Regions from separate parts of the Homo sapiens genome. Here region 1 is linked to region 2. The links are chromatin loops, found by intact Hi-C in ENCODE. Cell type or tissue: psoas muscle. All regions are shown on one strand. Links, peaks and the distances in the headings refer to the core of each region. The heading gives the core; the rest is flanking DNA. Region 1 overlaps NUP155 (nucleoporin 155). Region 2 overlaps NIPBL (NIPBL cohesin loading factor).

Region 1 (10,916 bases), core at 1,032-9,031, 290 kb after region 2:
ATCAACAGCGGCATTATCTCTGATGTAGCAGTTGATAAGAGAAGCAATTAATGCCCCTGTGAGTTCTTTGTCCCTGATTACAAGATCTTTAAAGGTGGTGATCTTCAGCTGCTCTTGAAGTTCCTAGGAGCATAAAACTTTTCTATCACAATTATAGAAATACCATATTTCTAAACATAATGAAATTATTTTAATAAATTAAAATAACCTAAATATTAATAGACTCTATAATTGAAAAGCGAAAATATACTAATTAGTAGAAACAAATTTTTGCGAACTTACATAAAATCATAGAGAGTTGGAAAAGAACCTACAGTAGATCTAGTCCAAAACTCTCACTTTCCAAATGAGAAAAGTAAAGCTTAAGTAGAGCCAAAACTAGAGTCAGATCTCCTGGCTTTGGTTATAAAATGGAAAAAACAATCACTTGGCTATATTTGAAAATCTTGGGCTTACATATTACTCCTTCCTAAACACTGTTAGAATTCCATTATTCTAGGCCTTATAATAATATTGGAGTTTAATCTGTATTGTGAACAAATCTGCTTGTCCAAATGAAGCTCTAAAGTATTGATTTATACTATAGTAAAAGATTCTGTTAGTGATGTGACTGCTATCTCTTTTTTCTAAATTCAAGGAAATACCCAAACTGTGTTAAAATTCTTGAACAAATCTTTAATTTGCATTCATTGAGCATGCCATTGGTGATGTAAGGAAGAGAGCTTTGAAGATGGATCACAAAAACATACCCAGGATAAAAACCTACCTACAATATATTTATCACTCTATAAAACTCAAAATTATTATTCTACTTGGTATGAAAAAGATAAGTTTCATAATTAAATATATTAGCTTGAATTTTTAAAAATAAAAAACAGTATGTATTTAAAAGAAACAAAACCACCAACAAAAGCCACACTATTCATTGGACACTAGTGGAAAGAATGAGGAGACTGCCTTCCAACGTTGAAAAATGGTATACGAGAGTCAAAAAGTAAGTGTTTCAGAGTAATGAAATATCCATACAGGACAAGGAAAAAGAATTTTTTTTTTTTTTTTTACAGAATTGCAGCTAGTAACTGGGGAAGGAATCACAGATTTAAAATATTATCCTTTTGGCCGGGCATGGTGGCTCATGCCTGTAATCCCAGCACTTTGGGAGGCCAAGGCAGGTAGATCACCTGACGTCAGGAGTTCAACACCAGCCTGGCCAACATGGCGAAACCCGGTCTCTTACTAAAACTACAAAAATCAGCCAGGCGTTGTGGCACATGCCTGTAGTCCCAGCTACTCGGGAAGCTGAGGCAGGAGAACTGCTTGTACCCGGGAGGTGGAGGTTACAGTGATCTCAGATTGCTCCACAGCACTCCAGCCTGGGTGACAGAATGAGACACTGTCTCAAAAAAAATAAAAAACAAACAAACAAATAAATAAATATTACCCTTTTGTAATCCTAAATGAAATAATAAATTCCAGCAATGATTATCAATGGATGATTAAAATCTGATGGAGAATTCCACAATGGCAGTATTAGGCTTACTACTTGAATCCAGCAATTTATCTTAGTATAACTAAAAGAAGGACAACGAAACCTTTTGTATCTTCTAACAGTCTGATGAATAAACCACTACCTATGAAGTATTCTATTCTTCCTCAAAAAAGGACCTGAACTGAATCAAGCCTATATAATAAACTTTCATTTTATAGAAAATGCAGGAGATAGAGGAAGAAGCTCGCTACAAAGAGGATTAAAAAAAAAAAAGCCTTAGAATGTCCTTAGAATGCTGGACATTCTACTGGATGGATGACTGGATTTCTACAAGGCAACAGCAAGGAAAAGAAAAAGAAGGAAAGACTGCTTTAGACTGAAACAGATGAAAGAGAAAAACAAATTCCATGAGCAAACCCCTTAAACTGTTTAGATCCTGATTTGAATGAACCAATCTGTAAAAAGACATTTTTAAGACAGATTTTGCTATCAAATATTGACAGTTAATATTGGTAACTATCCAGCCTAGGAGATACGGTGAAACCCCATCTCCACAAAAAAATACAAAAATTAGCTAGGCGTAGTGGTGCGTGCCTATAGTACCAGCTACTCGGGAGGCTAAAGTAGGAGAATCACTGGAGTCCAGAGAGGTCAAGGGTGCAGTGAGCCGTGATCATGCCACTGCACTCCAGCCTGGGTGACAGAGCGAGACACTGTCTCAAGAAAAACTGGTAACTGATCATGACATTGTTGTTGTTCAAGGAACTGTCTATTTTTTTTAGAAACACAGTATCTTGAAAATGCTGAATGAGTCAAATGTATATGGGAGTTACAGTTTTTGCTCTACTTTTGTATACGTTTAGAAATGCTCACAATTAAATAAAAGGTAGGAATAAATTTCCTCTATATATTCTATCTAACATTTAGATTAATGTTGATTATCCTTATCCTTAGAAAGGATTCAAATGTGAACATCAAAAGAAATATGAACCATTTATTTCCTACAGTGATAAATATCTTCCTTTAAAGTAGGAGCAGTTGCCGGGCATGGTGGGTCACGTCTGTAATCCTAGCATTTTGGGTGGCTGAGGCGGGTGGATTACCTGAGCTCAGGAGTTCGAGATCACCCTGGGCAACACGGTGAAACCCCGTCTCTACTAAAATACAAAAAATTAGCTGGGCGTGGTGGCATGCACCTGTAATCCCAGCTACTCAGGAGGCTGAGGCAGGAGAATTGCTAGAACCCGGGAGGTGGAGGTTGCAGCGAGCCGAGATTGCACAACTGCAGCCTGGGCGACAGAGTGAGACTCCATCTCTTAAAAAAAAAAAAAAGAAAACATAAAATGAAGTAGGAGTGGTGTATATGTGTGTGTGTGTGTGTGTGTGTGTGTGTGTGAGAGAGACAGAGAGAGACAGGGTCTCACTCTGTCACCCAGGCTGGGGTGCAGTGGCACCATCATGGCTAAGTGGCGCCTCAACCTCCCAGGCTCAAGTGCTCCTCCCACTTCAGCCTCCCAAGTAGCTGGGACTACAGGCATGTGCCACCACACTTGACTAATTTATTTTTTATTTTTAGTAGAGATGGGTCCTGACATCTTGCCCAGGATAGTCTTGAATTCCTAGGCTCAAGTGATCCTCCTGCCTCAGCCTACCAAAGTGTTGGGATCACAGGCGTGAGGCATGGTGCCCAGTCAAGAGTATTTAATTTAGGTTGTTGGGCCCTTTGAAATTATAAGCAAAAGTCTGTGTGTCCATGTCGATATGCATTTCTTTAAGGGTAGTGAGAGATAGCTTTTATCAGATTCTCAGAAGAACCTGTAGCTCAAATAAAGGGTAAAGTCCACTGTTTTAAAAAATATGTTTTGTAAAGTATGACTTCATTCACATACCCACAAGTAAAAACTTGCGGCTTTGAAAAAATAGGTCCCCCAAGTTGGTACGCTTTTTTTGTGCCATCTTCCCATAACATACTAACTTCATCATAACTTAAATGCTTCCCAAAATAATCCCCTCCAAAGCCAAAATACTCATCCAAAAAATCCAAACATAGTATTAATGGTATAATCATAAAAAAATAAAAAAAATTACCTTCTGAAGTTCTGCCACAATGATAGTGAATTGATGTTCACAAAGAAGTTTCCATAAAGCCAGAGCCTGATATGATTTTCGAACCAACTGCTGAATTGCCTGAAGTGAAATCTTTTCACTTAGTTGAGCCTCTAATGAGAAAACAAAATAAATTATTATAAAATAACATAGGTTAAGTTGCTTTATTTCAAATAAAAACTGTAGTTAAGGTTGAAATCCCTGTTGTTTTCTTCCTAGCCCCCATTACAGGCAACCATGATAATCAGTAGTATTTATGTTATTATCTTCTCCGTGTGTGTATATATATATGCTTCTGTGTTTGTGTAGGTACACATAAACCATGAAAATATTGCTGTGTGGCTGGGCGCGGTGGCTCACGCCTGTAATCCCAGCACTTTGGGAGGCCGAGGCAGGTGGATCATGAGGTCAGGAGATCGAGACCGTCCTGGCTAACACGGTAAAACTCGGTCTCTACTAAAAACATAAAAAATTAGCTGGTGGGGGGGATGGCGGGTGCCTGTAGTCCCAGCTACTTGGGAGGCTGAGGCAGGAGAATGGCGTGAACCCAGGAGGCGGAGCCTGGGCGACAGAGCAAGACTCCATCTCCAAAAAAATAAAAGAGAGACAAAAAATTTAAAAGATAGTAAAAAAGAATTTACAAAATGATGAATAGAAACCTAGGGTCCTCAGTAGGGAAGAAAGTAACTTGGGACAAAAGTAAATGGTTGAGTGTTAACTGAGAAAGTTCTACTGGCCAGGCGTGGTGGCTCACGCAAGTAATCCCAGCACTTTGGGAGGCCGAGTTGGGCGGATCACCTGAGGTCATGAGTTCAAGACCGGCCTGGCCAAAGTGGCAAAACCTCATCTCTACTGAAAACACAAAAACTAGATGGGTGTGGTGGCACACGCCTGTGATCCCAGCTACTTGAGAGGCTGAGGCAGGAGAATCGCTTGGACCTGGGAGGTAGAGGTTGCAGTAAGCCAAGATTGTGCCAATGCACTCCAGCCTCGGCGAAAAAGCGAGACTCCATCTCAAAACAAACAAACCAGAAAGTTCTATCACGGCCAGAAAAAGTAACTCTAACCCTAACAATGGAAGGCAAAAGAACTTAGAAAAAATTAAATGGCACAAAAAGTTCATGCAATAACTTATTATTGTTCTAACTTGTATCTGGAATAACTGAAGATTATGAGAACTTTTCAGTTGCCTTGCTCTTTCCTTACTTGTTACTACTTATAATTGATAAAAAGCACAATGAAATATTTGATTCATATTTTTAGCTCTATAAAAAGGCATATTACTAATCATTAGGGAAATGCAAATCAAAATCCCAATGAGATGCCATTCCATGTTCATTAGGATGGCTATATATAAAAGGACAGAAAAATGACAAATGTTGGCAAAGATGTGAAGAAATTGGAACCCTTGTGCATTGCTACTAGAAGTATAAAATGCTGTGGCTGGCCAGGCGCAGTGGCTCACGCCTGTAATCCTACCACTTTGGGAGGCCGAAGTGGGTGGATCACCTGAGGTCAGGAGTTCAAGACCAGCCTGGCCAACATGGTGAAACCCCAACTATACTAAAAATAAAAAAATTAGCTGGGTGTGGTGACACATGCCTGTAACCACAGCTACTCGGGAGGCTGAGGCAGAATTGCTTGAACCTGGGAGGTGGAGGCTGCAGTGAGCTGAGATCGCACCATTGCACTCCAGCCTGGGAGACAAGAGTGAAACTCCGTCTCAAAAAGAAATAAAGATAAACATAAACATAAAATGCAGTAGCTGCTATGAAACAGTATGGCAGTTCATCAAAAAAATTAGTAATAGAATTACCATATGATATAGCAATTCCACTTCTGGGTATATACCCAAAAGAACTGAAAGCAGAGGCTTTAATTTGTATTTGTTCACCCATGTTAATAGCAGCATTATTCACGATAGCCAAAAAACGGAAGTAACTCAGTGTCCATCAACAGATGAATGGATAAAGGAAATGTGGTATATGTGCACATATGCACATATACACAATAGAAATTACTCAGTCTTAAAAAGGAAGGAAATTCTGACACGTTACAACATGGATGAACCTCGAGGACAGTATGCTAAGTGACATAAGCCTGCCACAAAATGTAAAATTTGATTTCATCCTAATAGGGTACCCAGAGTTGTAAAATTCAAGAGACAGAAAGTAGAATGGTGGTTGCCAGGGACCTAGGATAGGGGAAAAAAATGGGGGGTTATTATTTCATGGGTACAGAGTGACTTTTGGTGTTTATTTTTTTTAAGACAGAGTCTTGCTCTTGTTGCCCAGGCTAGGGTGCAATGGCACAAATTCGGCTCACTGCAACCTCCGCCTGCTGGGTTCAAGTGATTCTCTTGCCTCGGCCTCCCGAGCAGCTGGGATTACAGGTGCCCGCCACCACGCCTGGCTAATTTTTGTATTTTTGGTAGAGATGGGGTTTCAACATGTTGGCCAGGCTGGTCTTGAACTCCTGACCTCAGGTGATCCACCTGCCATGGCCTCCCAAAGTGCTGGGATTACAGGTGAGAGCCACTGCGCCCAGCCCAGAGTGACATTTTTGGGGAAGATGACAAAAGTTCTGGAGATAGATGCTGGTAATGGGTACATAAAATGAATATACTGAATGCCACTGAACTGTACACTTAAAAACAGTAAAAACGGGCCAGGCGCAGTGGCTCTTGCCTGTAATCCCAGCACTTTGGGAGGCTGAGGTGGGCGGATCATGAGGTCAGGAGATTGAGATCATCCTGCTTAAACACGGTGAAACCCTGTCTCTACTAAAAATACAAAAAAAAAAAATTAGCCAGGTGTGGTGGCGGGCGCCTGTAGTCCCAGCTACTCAGAAGGCTGAGGCAGGAGAATGGAGTGAACCCGGGAGGTGGAGCTTGCAGTGAGCCGAGATCATGCCACTGCACTCCAGCCTGGGCGACAGAGTGAGACTCTGTCTCAAAAAAATAAATAAATAAATAAAATAAAGTAAAAATGGGGCTGGGCACGGTGGCTCACATCTGTAATCCCAGCACTTTGGGAGGCCGAGGCGGACGGGATCACCTGAGGTTGGAAGTTCGAGACCAGCCTGACCAACATAAAGAACCCCGTCTCTTCTGAAAATACAAAATTAGCCGGGCGTGGTGGCACATGCCTCTAATCCCAGCTACTCGGGAGGCTGAGGCAGAAGAATTTCTTGAACCCAGGAGGCAGAGGTTGCAGTGAGCCAAGATCACGCCATTGCACTCCAGCCTGGGAAACAAGAGTGAAACTCTGTCTCAGAAACATAAACAAATAAAAAGTAAAAATGGTAAATTTTATGGTATATATATATTTCACCACAATAAAAAAAACATAATGAAATAGGTGTGTATCATGTTTTCTGGTGGAGGAAGGAACAAAAATGTATATGCTAAAAGAGATAGGGAAATATACAATATCCATATTAATATCCATATTATCCTACTTTCCCAATCACACTTTTTTTTTTTTTTTTTGAGGCAGGTTCTCACTCTGTCACCCAGGCTGGAGTGCAGTGGCATGATCTCAGCTCACTGCAACCTCTGCCTCCCAGGAAGAGGTGATCCTCCCAACTCAGCCTTCCAAAGTGCTGGTATTACAGGTGTGAGCCACCACCCCGGACCCAATTACACTGATATTTTAATTACAAATATTTGTGTACAAAGTACATCTTACTAAGAAAGTCCATTGTTTTCTATTCAAGTAATAAAATTTTACTGAGGTCATGTACGCTTAACTGATGAGAAGCAATAATTTACCATGAAACTTCCTCTGCAGTTCCTGTTGCATTTGCTGGGGATTTCCGTTTTCAGGACGCATGAATCCTATCAGCCTCTGCTGCACTTTAGCAGTAGTACTGAAACAGAAATTGCAGAATGTGTGTGTTTATAACAGCTTTATTGAGATATAACACATACAGTACAATTCAAACATTTAATATGTTTACTTTTTTTAAATAATTCAGAAGGTTGGGCAACCAACACCAGAAGGGCTGATGGCCAGAAAAAATTTATGACACAGACTAAACAGATGCTACTTAAAATGACTGAGATTAAATCAATTAAATGACTGAGAACATCAGCTATAAATTTTCCTAACCTGTAGAAAAAAAAAGATCAAGTAAAAAGAGGGGGTAAAGGAGAGAAAGGAAGGAAGGAAATTACGGAAGAGAAGAAACAAGCTAGATACAAAAGAGTTAATATGATTCTCCAAAGAGAATGGGACAGAAGAAACATAGATTGAGTATCCCTAATAAAAAAAAAAACTAACATCTGAAATGTCCCCAAATCTGAAACGTTTTGCACATCAGCATGATGCTCAAAGGAAATGCGCACTGGAGCAATTTCGATTTCAAATTTTCGGAATGGGGTGCTCAACCTAAGTATAATGCAAATATTTAAAAATCAAAAAAAACGTGAAAGCCAAAACACTTCTGGTTCCAAACAGTTCGGATAAGGGATATTCAATGTGTATCACAATACATAAAAAACGAGAGAAGAAAACTGATCAAAGCCAAGACGTTCATTCTTAAGGCTCACTGAGAGCTGTAAAGAAGATATACCTAAAGACATCATGTGACTTTTGAATTTCGGTAACAAAAAGAAAAAAACACAAAAAAATTTCAAAGTAAACACTAAGTCACTTACAAAGGAAGGAGAATCATACAGATAATGTACTTTTTCATCTACAACATTAAACTTTGGGAAGAAAATGGTGCAAAATGTATACGAAGATCTGAGAAATGGTCTATGATCTTAAAATCCCACATTCATTGGGCAATAAAAACGAACAAAGCATGAATACATCCTACCACATAAATCTCAAACATGAGCCCCCAAAACACACTAAGTGAAAGAAGCCAGACTCAAAGACCACACAGTATGATTCTGTTTATATGACATGTCAAGAATAGGCACATCTACAGAGATAGAGCAGATCAGTAAGTGTCTGGGGCTAAGAAGTGGGAATGGAAAGTGACTGCTAATGGACATGAGGTATGTCTCCTAGATAATGGAAGTGTGCTAAAACTGGACTGTGGTGATGGTTGCACAATTCTATGAATTTACTAAAAGTCACTGAACTGAACATTCAAAATGAGTAAATTTAGTGGTATGTAAAGTAGATCTCAAAAATCTGTTTAAAAAATTTCCATAGTCAATGAAACTAATGTTATAGGAATCCAAGGGTTGGTCGAAATTAGGACATGTATTAACTCTATTGTTAAAGGTAAGGGGGAAAATGATATGATCATCTCTGTAAAATGCAGTAAATACATTTGACAAACTCACTTATTGAATATGGTAAGCATATTCAATATGTTAAATATATGAATATGTTAAACATATTCAATAAGGGCTGAGTGCGGATGGCTCATGCCTAAAATCCCAGCATTTTTTGAGGCCAAGACAGGAGGATCACCTAAGCCCAGGAGTGCAAGATCAACGTGGGCAAAACAGTGAGAACTTGTCTCTACAAAATGTGAAATAAAAAAATTAGCTGAGCATGGTAGCATGTGCCTGTAGTCCCAACTACTCAGGAGGCTGAGGTGGGAGGATCACTTGAAGCTGGGAGGTCAAAGTTGCGGTGAGCCGTGATCATGCCACTGCACTCCGGCCTGGGCAACAGAGTGAGACCAGTCTCAAAAAAGAAAACCAAAAAACACCTCAAGTAAGGGTGGATGCAGTGGGTCATGCCTGTAATCCCAGCACTTTGGGAAGCTAAGGAGGGAGCATAACTTGAGGCCAAGAGTTTTAGACCAGCCTGGGCAACACAGTGAGACCCTATCTCTGAGAAAAATAAGAAAAAATCAGCCAGGTGTGGCAGCACATGCCTGTAGCCCCAGCTACTCAGGCGGCTGAGTCTGAGATTGCAGGGAATAATGATCACATCACTGCACTCCAGCCTCAATGACAGAGCAAGATTGCCTAAAAAAGAAAAAAAAAGAGAAAAGACAGACAGAGATAAGTGGCAGGGCGCAGCGGCTCATGCCTGTAATCCCAGCACTTTGGGAGGCTGAGGCGGGTGGATAACCTGAGGTTGGGAGATTGAGACCAGCCTGACCAACAAGGAGAAACCCCGTCTCTACTAAAAATACAAAATTAGCTGGGCGTGGTGGCTCATGCCTGTAATCCCAGCTACTCAGGAGGCTGAGGCAGGAGCATCGCTTGAACCCGGGAGGCGGAGGTTGCGGTGAGCCGAGGATCATGCCATCGCACTCCAGCCTAGGTAATAAGAGTGAAACTCTGTCTCAATTAAAAAGAAAAAGAGAGAGAGAGAGATTACCTTGTGCAGAGAGGAGAAAGCAAGTAGAGCTAGACAAGAAAAGATGGAAAAGATGAAACTATCTCTGTTTGCAGATGACAGAACTGCTTCTGTGACAATTCAAGAAACATCAATGAAAAAAACATCCTGCTAAAAACTGTAAAGATAAATGAGTAATTAAGAGAAATTAGAAGTAGATTAGAAAATTTACATATAATTGCAGATGTAATGGTAAAATTCAATTAACAAAAGACCATAATGTTAGAAAAAAAACCAAACAAACTAAAAACATCTGACAAGTAAAATTCCAGATAATTTGGAGGGAGAGGGATGGCAGTAGAAGGCAAGGAAACAAAATGTAATAGAGTTTGTTAAATTATTAATGCTGACTGAGATGCATGTCTGTCAGAATTTAAGACTAACAGAGGAAGAAAAATCATATGTAGAACTTCTTAATTGGTGTTTAAGGTAGAGAGAGGCCTGATCAATCCAATACAATAAGGAAATGGGAAAGGGAAGAAAATAAACAAAAAGCACAAATTCAGGATGGGGAGAAAAAAATCAAACATTTAACTAGACCAGATGCAGTGGCTCACTCCTGTAATCCCAGAACTTTGGGAGGCTGAAGGTGGATTATCTGAGGTCAAGAGTTCAAGATCAGCCTTGCCAACATGGCAAAACCCTGTCTCTGCTACAAATAGAAAAATTAGCCAGGCATGGTGGTGTGGGGCTGTAGTCTCAGCTACTTGGAAGGGTGAGGCAGGAGAATCGCTTGAGCCAGGGAGTTGGAGGTTGCAGTGAGCTGAGATTGCACCACTGCATTGCAGCCTGGGCGACAAAGCAAGACTCTGTCTCCAAAAAAACCAAACCAAAACAATAAACCACATTTAACTAATTCCAATAAAATGGGAAGGAGGTAAATTCTCCTGCTTAAAAGATAAAGACAGGCCAGGCGCGGTGGCTCACCCCTGTAATCCCAGCACTTTGGGAGGCTGAGGCGGGCGGAGCACGAAGTCAAGAGATCGAGACCATCCTGGGCAACATGG
Region 2 (10,581 bases), core at 133-8,132:
CAGTATATAATATCATTCATTGTTGAGTACAGATACTTAAAAGATCATAGATGTAGTATTTGTTTTTAGGTTCTCCGGCCGGGTGTAGTGGCTCACGCCTGTAATCCCAACACTTTGGGAAGCCAAGGCAAGTGGATCACCTGAGGTCAAGAGTTCGAGACCAACCTGACCAACATGGTGAAACCCCGTCTCTACTAAAAATACAAAAATTAGCGGGGCGTGGTGGCACATGCCTGTAATCCCAGCTACTCGGGAGGCTGAGGCCGGAGAATTGCTTGAACCTGGGAGGTGGAAGTTGCAGTGAGCCGAGATCGTGCCATTGCACTCCAGCCTGGGCAACAAGAGGGAAACTCCATCTCAAACAAAAAAAGAAAGTCCTTGTTCTACATCCCTTTTACATATTCTTGTTTTACAAATATATATTTGTATGAATGCACACACATACAGTATCAGTAGAGTAAGTGACATTATAAAAACATCCAACTAAATCCCAGCACTTTGGGAAGCCAAGGCGGGCAGATTACGAGGTCAGGAGATCAAGACCGTCCTGGCTAACACAGTGAAACCCCATCTCTACTAAAAATACAAAAAATTAGCTGCCATGGTGGCATGTGCCTGTAGTCCCAGCTACTCAGGAGGCTGAGGCAGGAGAATCGCTTGAACCCGGGAGATGGAGGTTGCAGGGAGCCGAGATTGCGCCACTGCACTCCAGCCTGGGCGACAGAGCGAGACTCCATCCCAAAAAATAAAGTAATAAAATACAAAACATTCAACTACCAAATTATGATTTGAATGATACTAAATATCTTTGATTCAAGTTACACATAGCAAGGTTTTAATGGGGCTACAGGTTCTGCAAATGAAGCAAAACAATTAAAAAACAGGTTTAATTGGATAAACGAAAGGCTCCAAAGTATGGACTATACACTTAACACCTGTACTGATTTTTAAGTTAAACTTTGAATCATTAGGAAAGATCCTTTACTCATTTATATACAGATTAAAGAGAGGTAAATAATAGATTTGTTTTCTTTTGCATGTTTTCATGCTATTTTTAATTAAATTTTATGTATTCTAAAATTTACAAAAATGTCAATGTTTGCTTGGCAGATCCTACGAGTTCTTGGTGAAAATGCAATTGCTGTTCGAACAAAAGCCATGAAGTGTTTGTCTGAGGTTGTTGCTGTAGACCCCAGTATTCTAGCAAGGGTAAAGAGCAAAAATGATTCTTTCTTTTCTACTCGAATTGGAATATTCACTCTATTTAGGTATAAATTGTTTTTTTCTCTTCATTTTTCTTTAGCTTGATATGCAACGAGGTGTTCATGGACGATTGATGGATAATTCGACTAGTGTCCGAGAAGCAGCAGTAGAATTACTAGGTCGATTTGTCCTTTGTCGACCTCAGCTTGCTGAACAGTATTATGATATGCTGATTGAAAGAATATTGGTATGTTTGTCATTTTTATAATGATTCGTGAATATAATTTTGCCTTTCAAGCATCATGTTTTGTTTTAAAGTGTTAAGTTAGAAAAATAAATGTACCAATTATATATTTATATTGTCAAATTTATGAACTATTGCCACTTTCTAAACAAGTACATATTTTCAAGAATAGCCCTTGCAATATCATAAAACAAATCATTGGTAATAATTGGATTCCTTTTTTCAGTTGCTGTTTCTTTTTAATTATACCAGTTTACAATGAGTAGATGATAGGAACCACATGGGGTAGTTAAATGTTTTTGAACAAGAATCTAGAGTGATTTTATGTATATATTTATGTATGTATATATATAAACAGGAAGAATTATTTCAGTGAGAGACACGTACAGAACGTTGGTACCTGACAATATTTTTGGATCCCTTAGGTGCATCTTCTTGTTTCCTTAAAGCTGATTAATGATAGCTCAGATACCTACAAGTTAAGCCCAAAAGTCCATTGAGGTTTAAGAGCAAACTAAAGAGGTTCTACATACATCATGGAATTCTCTGGCTCTGAAGCATTTTTCTGAAAAATGAAAGGAAACATTGGCATTAGGAAATATCTGTGGAATCTCCACACTACCCATTGCAGGCATATTGACTTATTGTAGAACTCAACATAGATGCACTAGTGCACAAAATTAAGTATTACCTCAATGACAAGAGTTTATTTTGTCACCCTTGGCCTAATATCAGAACATTGTGTGACAGAAGTATAGAGTCATTTTTAGCTTCAACTAGGCATAAATCTTGGTTGAGAAACAAATAATTTAAAGAAAAGCTGGAAAAATTTTTTTCCTTCTTAGGGCTTCCATCTTTTGAAGGGTAAAATCAACAGGATTCCCACGTATCTGATAAACTCTGATATTTGTAACCCTAGTAAAATATCCTAAAATATTTTGGGGATTGCTAAAATCACATAATGGAGATTAATAATTTTGCACACTTCATGTATGATGCTTTTTATTTTTAAAACTCTTTAATATGAAAGTTTGTTAAAGAAAAATAGTACAGTGAACACCCTTGTACCTACCTCCATACTTCATCTGTACTTTCTGCTAAATTATTTTAAGTCAAACATTTTTTACTTCTTTTCTTGTGAACACTTCAGTTTGTAACACCAAAAAAAGATACTGTGCTATATAAACAAAACCATTATCTCACCCAAATTAGCACTCTAGTATCATCTGAATACTAGTTCTTAGATCCTCCATTGTCCTAAAAATGTTTTTTCATTCTTCTTTTTTAAGAATCAGAATTCAGTCAAAGGTAATACATTGCATTTGGGGGTCATGTCTTAAAATTGAAGACTATTTTCTTATTCTTTTTTTTTTTTTTTTTTTTTTTTTACATCCCATATGACATTGACGGATTAAAAAGGCCTGATCGGTTTTGTTATCTTCCCACACTTCGTTTAATTTAACTTGTGTTTTGTATCTCTTATAAACCATAAGATAGGCCAGGCGCAGTGCCTCATGCCTGTAATTGCAGCACTTTGGGAGGCTGAGGCGGGTGAATCACCCAAGGTCAGGAGTTCAAGACCAGCCTGACAACATGGTGAAACACTGTTTCTACTAAAAATACAAAAATTAGCCAGGCGTGGTGGTATGCACCTGTAATCCCAGCTACTCGGGAGGCTGAGACAGGAGAATCGCTTGAGCCTGGGAGGCAGAGGTTGCAGTGAGCTGAGATCGCACCATTGTTACCCCAGCCTGGGCGAGAAGAGCAAAACTCCATCCCAAAAAAAAAAAAGAAGTAACCATAAGATAGTGCCAAAGGTTTGATTAGATTCAGGTTAAACATTTTTATGAAGTCTACTTTTAAGTGATACTTCATGTGCTGTTTAAGTGCCAGACACTATTCTAAAGCTTATGTTTGTTTTCTCATTTAATTTTGACAAGCGTATACTTCTAGTCTTGTGTCCAGGGCTTAACTATAAAATATGTTTCTATGTCTTAGATATCATACTTTAAAAGTAAAGACAACATAAAAAAATAACACATTTATAGTAGCAGAAAGCATGTAAAAAGCAAATATGTCAAGTGTGTTTATCATGTTAACAAATAGTGAATATACTGCGTATGGATACTTATTTTCTAATTTCATACACTAGGCATCTCAATTTTTCTGACTCTTAAAAATACCTTTCTGTTTTTAGGATACTGGTATCAGTGTCAGGAAAAGAGTAATAAAGATTCTCAGAGACATTTGTATTGAACAACCAACATTTCCAAAAATCACAGAAATGTGTGTAAAAATGATTCGCAGAGTCAATGATGAAGAGGGCATTAAGGTAGTGTTGACTGTTTTAAATTTATTTTTCATTAATGTTTAAAATAAGTTAAATGTTTATTGCACCTAAATGTTGATTTTAAATATATCCAAACACTTTACAATGAATCGTTTATAGTTTATAAACTTAAGAAAAATACATACTTTAATTTTTTTTGTTTCTAGATTTTTATATTAAGTATTATAATCTGATTTTAACCAACCAATTCCTCAGTGGTAATATTTATTTAAGACTGGCCATAGTAGCTCATGCCTATAATCCCAGCACTTTGGGAGGCCAAGGCAGGAGAATGGCTTGAGGCCAGGAGTTGGAGATCAGCCTGGGCAACATAGTAAGAATCCTATTTCTATAAAAAATAAAATGATGAAAATAATTTTTAAAAATTTCACCAAACATAGTAGAGCATGCCTATAGTTCCAGCTACTCTAGAGATTGACACAGGAAGATTACTTGAGCCCAGGAATTCAAGGCTGCAGTGAGCTGTAATCTTGCCACTGCACTCCTGCCTGGGCAAGGGTGAGACTCCATCTCAAAAAATGTGCATGTGTGTGTTGATTGATTTATTGATTGTTATTATAAGAGATTGCATTATATTCAAAGGTTTCTCATGGGATTATTTTAATTTTCAAATGATTTTAGTTTTCTAAATTATTAAATAAATACTTTGTTTCATTATGTTAAGTGAAATAAGCCAGACACAGAAAATAGCACATATTTTCACTCATGCGTGGAAGCTTAAAAAAAATTTATCTCATAGAGATAGAGAATAGAAAGATGGTTAGCAGAGGGAGGGAAGGGTTGTGAGGGGTTGAATAAAGAGGGGTTGGTTCACAGTTATCAAAAATACACCCAGAAGGAATAAAATTTAGTGTTCAGTAGCACAATAGGGTGACTATAGTTAACAATAACTTATTGTACATTTAAAAATAACTAGAAGAATGGAAATAGGATGTTCCTAACACAAAGAAATGGTAAGTGCTTGAGGCGATGGATACCCCAGTTACCCTGATTTGATCATTATACATTGTATGCTTGTATCAAAAGTTCAACTATACTTCATAAATGTGTACAGCTATTATGTATCCATAAAAAAAAAATTTTAAGTTTAGTCCTAAATTCATTAGTAAATTTACATTTATATATAATAATATGTATAATTGTCCCTTTTTTTTAAGTTTAGCAAACACTGTAACAACTTCTTCTCCAAAAGCAGTAAATATATTTTTTAGTTTGATCATAAACATTTGAGTGTATAGTATGAAGAAGTTCTAGGCTAGGGATAGTATCACCCATTCGTATTGTTTAAAATCTTTACCAAATTGAAAATTTTTATAGTTTTGAGAAATTAGTAGTTTTAGAAAAAACTGAGGAAATTAATACCAGAAATTCCTGGCAGTTTGTGTTTTGATTAGTTATTTATAGCTTTGTGTTGGGCCTAATGAGAATTTGGAATTGTGAAATTGCCGTATTTGTTATAATTAGTTAATTTGAAATTTCTCTTCCTTCTAGAAATTAGTAAATGAAACATTCCAGAAACTCTGGTTTACTCCAACTCCACACAATGACAAAGAAGCAATGACAAGGAAAATTTTAAACATTACCGATGTGGTAAGAAGGACTGGAACAAGGGTGTGGTCACTGTTGATCCAGACCTAATTGAGGCCTACATGTCTTATGAAGGAAGAGACAATAATGAGATATTTCATTAATCTTGACATTTCGTACTGCTGCCTTTACTTTATATTTCTGGAGATGCTGAAGGGATGCAAGTAACATGTCGTTGATGCTTCCATATAGCCCTACTTCTTGGCATTAATTGATGTAAACACTGATACTGAGATTTTCCTATTCCTCCAGCAATTAAAAACAGGGAGGGAAAGGAGAAATGGAAGAACAGATACAATCGCCCAAGGGTAATAATCTGCAAAGATAGTAATGCCTACTTTTTTCAGAAATTATGAATATGGATTAGCTACATTTTTTATTATGCATAAGCTATACATTTTGTGTTTTTAATATAAGAAATTTTTGCCAGTCACAGCGCATATGCCTATAATCCCAGCTGCTCAGGAGTCTGAGACGGGGGATCAAGAGATCTTTGAACCAGGAGTTCAAAGCTGCAGTATACTGTAATCATGCCTGTGAATAGGCACTACACTCCAGCCTGGGCAATATAATAGCAAGATCCCTTCTCAAAAAAAAAAAAAGAAAAGAAAGAAAAATTCTGTATATTCAATTACATCATCTTCTACATTTCTATTGATGTCTTTAAAATGTGCCATCTAGAAGCGTAATAAGAAAAATATTTTTGTTCTTAATGTTTAAGATATTACAGATTTTCCTCACAGAGTGTAGTTCAAGTTATTGTGCCATTTTAAACTTATGCCACTTTAAACATTTAGTGCCATATTAAACCTCAATACATTAAACTAATTTCTTCAATGTTTTCCAAGATATTTTTTAGAATAAAGTTCTGTAACGTTGGTAAATGGTTGTGTTACTGAAAAAATAGTTTACTTTAAAAATAAACTTTTGAATTGAGAAAATTGAAACATGTTTCAGGCTAAAGCATAACAAAAGTATATTTTATTCACATTTATAAATATACTTCTAACTTTGATTCTTTTCATCACCCTTAGGTTGCAGCATGCAGAGATACTGGATATGACTGGTTTGAGCAACTGCTTCAAAACGTGAGTGTTCTTTTGACTCCTGATAACCTAAAATTTAATAGGTTAGTTTTTTGTTGTTGGTGTTTTTTTTTTTTTGGACTGTATGATTTAAAAGAACCTTTTTAGTTCTTTTGGTAGGGAAAATTTATTTCAATATGTTAGGCTGGATGATTTTGTTAATTTCTATAATTAATTCAGTTGCCTGGTTGTGGTTTTTTTTTTTTTTTTTTTTTTTTTGAGGTGGAGTCTCGCTCTCTCACTCTGTCGCCCAGGCTGGAGTGCAGTGGCACAATCTTGGTTCACTTCAACCTCTGCCTCCTGGGTTCAAGCAATTCTCCTGCCTCAGCCTCCAGAGTAGCTAGGATTACAGGTGTCCACCACCACACTCGGCTAATTTTTGTATTTTTGGTAGAGACGGGGTTTTACTATGTTGGCCAGGCTGGTCTCAAACTCCTGACCTCAGGTGACCTGCGTGCCTCGGCCTCCCAAAGTGCTGGGATTATAGGCATGAGCCACTGCGCCTGGCCTTCAGTTGTCTATTGTACAAGTAAGTTTTCTGAATCATTAACTAAAATTCTATCTTACTTTCTTTCCAGATAATTTTTTTTCTTTAATCTCTGTGATTAATAGATACAAGATTTATAAATGGATCAATATATTGCATTAAAAATATAATTACATGATTTAGTATGTTATGCATAGAATTTCCTTTAGTAGTACAGAGTCAAACCACAACTAGTGGGTTTTTTTTAAGTTTCATAAATAGAAATGTTTATCTCCCTATGAATTGTTAAATTTTTTATTTTAGAAAATTTCACACAGGCAGAAATATCCATCACCCAGCTTCAAAAATTATCAGCATTTTCCCAGTCTTGTTATAGCTATCCTTCCCCTATCTGGTTTTCTCCTTTTCTTTCTTTCTTCTTTTGTTTTCCATAATACTTTTTTTTTTTTTTTTTTTTTGAGATAGAGTCTCACTCTGTTGCCCAAACTGGAGTGCAGTGGCGCCATCTTGGCCGGCTCACTGCAACCTCCGCCTCCTGGGTTCAAGGGTTTCTCCTACCTCAGCCTCCCAAGTAGCTGGGGTTACAGGCACTTGCCACCACACCCAGCTAATTTTTGTATTTTTAGTAGAGATGAAGTTTCGCCATGTTGGCCAGGCTGGTCTCAAACTCCTGACCTCAGGTGATCTGCCCACCTCGGCCTCCCAAAGTGCTGAGATACAGGTGTGGGCCACCATGCCCAGCCTGTAATACTTTTAAAACAAAGGCCAAACTTTATATTATCTCATTCATAAATACTTTAGCATCTATCTATCTGTAGCAGATGACTTTTTTAAAAAATTATCATTTATACCAAAATAATAATGCATTATTCCATAACTAATACCTATTCAGTGTTCATATTTTCCTGTCTCAAAAATGTATTTTTATAGTTGGTTTGCAGTTGCTTTGGTTGATATACTCTTAAGTCTCTTATGTTAGTTTGCCCCTTACCTCCCTTTTCTCATGCGACTTGTATGTTTTTCTGTAGAATCTCCCACATTCTGGATTTAATAGTCCACTTTTTTTCTGGTGTCATTTAAGTTGTTCCTCTATCCACCAGTTTTCAAGTAAACTCTTAGTGAAATCTAGAGGCTTAATATGATTAAAGTTCAATTTTTAATCTAGGAGACAAATACCTCATAGGTGGTGTTGAATATTATTGCATCACAGCAGGAAGCACATATCTAGTTGTCTCATTTTCAGTGATTGATCTTTGATGAATTTAAGTGATGATATACAGTCATGTAACGTCCAACACAATGAACATACAGGATTTCACCCTAAAATGCCTTTTTGCAGTTGATCCTCTCTTCCTGGCCCTAGAAAACTATTGATCTACTTTTTCTCACTGTAGTTGTACCTTTTCATGTACATTGTTCCTATCAATGGAGTCATACAGTATGTAATCTTGTGTTTGACTTTTTAAACTTAGAATGTTGATTCATTCTTGTTGCTAATATATTAATATATCTTTTTATTACTGAGTAGTTTCAGTAGTGTGGATATATCATAATTTCTTTATCATTCACCATTTTGTGGACTTTGGGGTTCTTTCCAGTTTGGGGTGTTATGAATAATGCTTCTGTGAATATTGGTGTGTAAGGTTTTGTGTAGATGTATGTTTTCATTTATCTTGGGTAAACTCCCAGGAATGTGATTACAGGGTCATATGGTGAGTGAGAAACTGCCAAAATGTTTTTCCAAAATTGCTAAACCATTTTTCATTTCCACCATCAGTGTATGAAAGTTCCGGTTGCTCCACATCCTCACCAGTTCTCATTATTGTCACTTTTTTTAAAACTTTAGCCATTTTGGTGTGGTGGTAAAAGTAGTACATTACTTTCTTAAGATGTCTTTTTTAAAAAACCTTCATGGTGTTTTCAATGTGTAATCTTAGACTGTCTTCTTAAATCATCTTTCATTTCATATTTTTACATGATATATTTGGCATCATTTCTTTCCTAAATCAAATAGTTAGCTCTATATCATAGAACCTTATGACCACCTTAGTTAAGTTTATGTCAGCCATCCCAAAAGGTACATCATGATTTCTAAAAGGCTCTAAATCATATATTTCATTTGATAGTTATTATAAATGATCAAGTAAGAATTCAATGTAATTATCAGAAATGTCACTATTTAGGATTACTAAAAAGAATCTACAATAATGTCATCTTGTATTAGCAAATTAGAAGCAGAAGGGACATGACCAGATTTATACTCTCTTAACAATGATAGTTTTACTTGTACATTCTTTGTATCTTTATTCTCTAGTCCCATTTATTTAGTTAGTAAGTTAGTTTATCCATCCTATTCATGCTCTCTATTCTATGCTTTCCTACTTTAGTTTCTGCCAGCAACTTAGTTTACCAATGATATTGTGACTTTGTGATATATTTCCTTATACTAGCAGAGTTTGGTTTAGTGAAAGAAAGCAAACTCATATATATATATATGACAGAGACATAACTACTCTGAGCAATTATAACATATATGCATAAATGTTAAGAAAAGCTAGGAAGGATATAAAGAATGGACTGCTGGAGTTATTACAAATTCTTGAGTCCAGAATAATTAACATGCTTACTGTTTTTACATGAGCACATATGCATGCATTGCATTCAGTCCAATTTCAGATATTTCTAATTTTTATTTTTGGATTGGGTTTTTGGGGTTTGTTGTTGTTGTTTGTTTTTTGTAGATCATTGACTCTCCCCATTTATTGAATTTTTTTTTAGGGAAACTTGAAGTACTACTAAAATAGCTTCAAATTCCCACATGTACTAAACTCTGTTCATTGTCTAAATAATTATGTTAGTATATCTTTTTTTTTTTGGAGACAGGGTCTCGCTGTGTCATGCAGGCTGGAGTGCAGTGGCACCATCATGGCCCACTGTGGCCTCAACCTCCCTGGCTCAAGCAGTCCTCTTTCCTCAGCCTCCCAAGTAGCTGGAACCACAGGCATGCACCACCATGTTTAGCCTTTTTTTTTTTTTTTTTTTTTTTTGAGACAGGATGTCACTATATTACTCAAGCTTTTAGTATATCTTTTGTTTTTGTTTTTGAGGCGGAGTTTCACTCTTGTCGCCCAGGGTGGAGTGCAGTGGCACGATCTCCGCTCACTGCAACCTCCGCCTCCTGGGTTCAAGTGATTCTCTTGCCTCAGCCTCCCGAGTAGCTGGAATTACAGGCACCCACCACCACGCCTGGCTAATTTTTTTATATCTTTAGTAGAGACGGGGTTTCACCATGTTGGCCAGGCTGGTCTTGAACTCCAGACCTCAGGTGATCTGCCCACCTTGGCCTCCCAAAGTGCTGGGATTATAGGCGCAAGCCACCGTGCCTGGCCAGTATGTCATTTTTAAATGTATGGTGCTATCATTCCTTTATAACCTTTAACAATTCATAGTTTTTTGGCATTTTTCAGTAGGATGTGGAAGATTAACTTCTGTCCTGAAGGTCCTCACATTTTTTTTATTTCTAAAATGTACTCCAGTTAGTTTAAACCACTACCATAAATTGAGTAGCCCTTTATGACAGTCTTCTTCAAAAAACACATTGATAGCCATGTGATGGGTACACAAA

Evidence for each region. Peaks named below come from ENCODE experiments on the same cell type or tissue, not always from the same donor. Only the 100,000 strongest peaks of a DNase experiment are listed, where the experiment ranks them.
Region 1: it touches region 2 in a loop (2.2-fold over the local background); 12 of 110 quality-filtered maps call a loop at or near these places.

The regions. Positions count from the first base shown.
Region 1 is chr5:37,310,621-37,321,536 of GRCh38, forward strand. NUP155 (nucleoporin 155) reads right to left here. Exons shown (of 35, transcript NM_153485.3): 21 at 7,368-7,465; 22 at 3,578-3,708; 23 at 1-123. Among named protein-coding and RNA genes, the nearest start is that of NUP155, 55 kb to the right of the region's middle. In psoas muscle, for the core only: no CTCF peak of the experiment used is centred there; no DNase peak of the experiment used is centred there.
Region 2 is chr5:37,020,941-37,031,521 of GRCh38, forward strand. NIPBL (NIPBL cohesin loading factor) reads left to right here. Exons shown (of 47, transcript NM_133433.4): 28 at 1,111-1,209; 29 at 1,304-1,450; 30 at 3,645-3,779; 31 at 5,289-5,387; 32 at 6,419-6,472. Among named protein-coding and RNA genes, the nearest start is that of NIPBL, 150 kb to the left of the region's middle. In psoas muscle, for the core only: no CTCF peak of the experiment used is centred there; no DNase peak of the experiment used is centred there.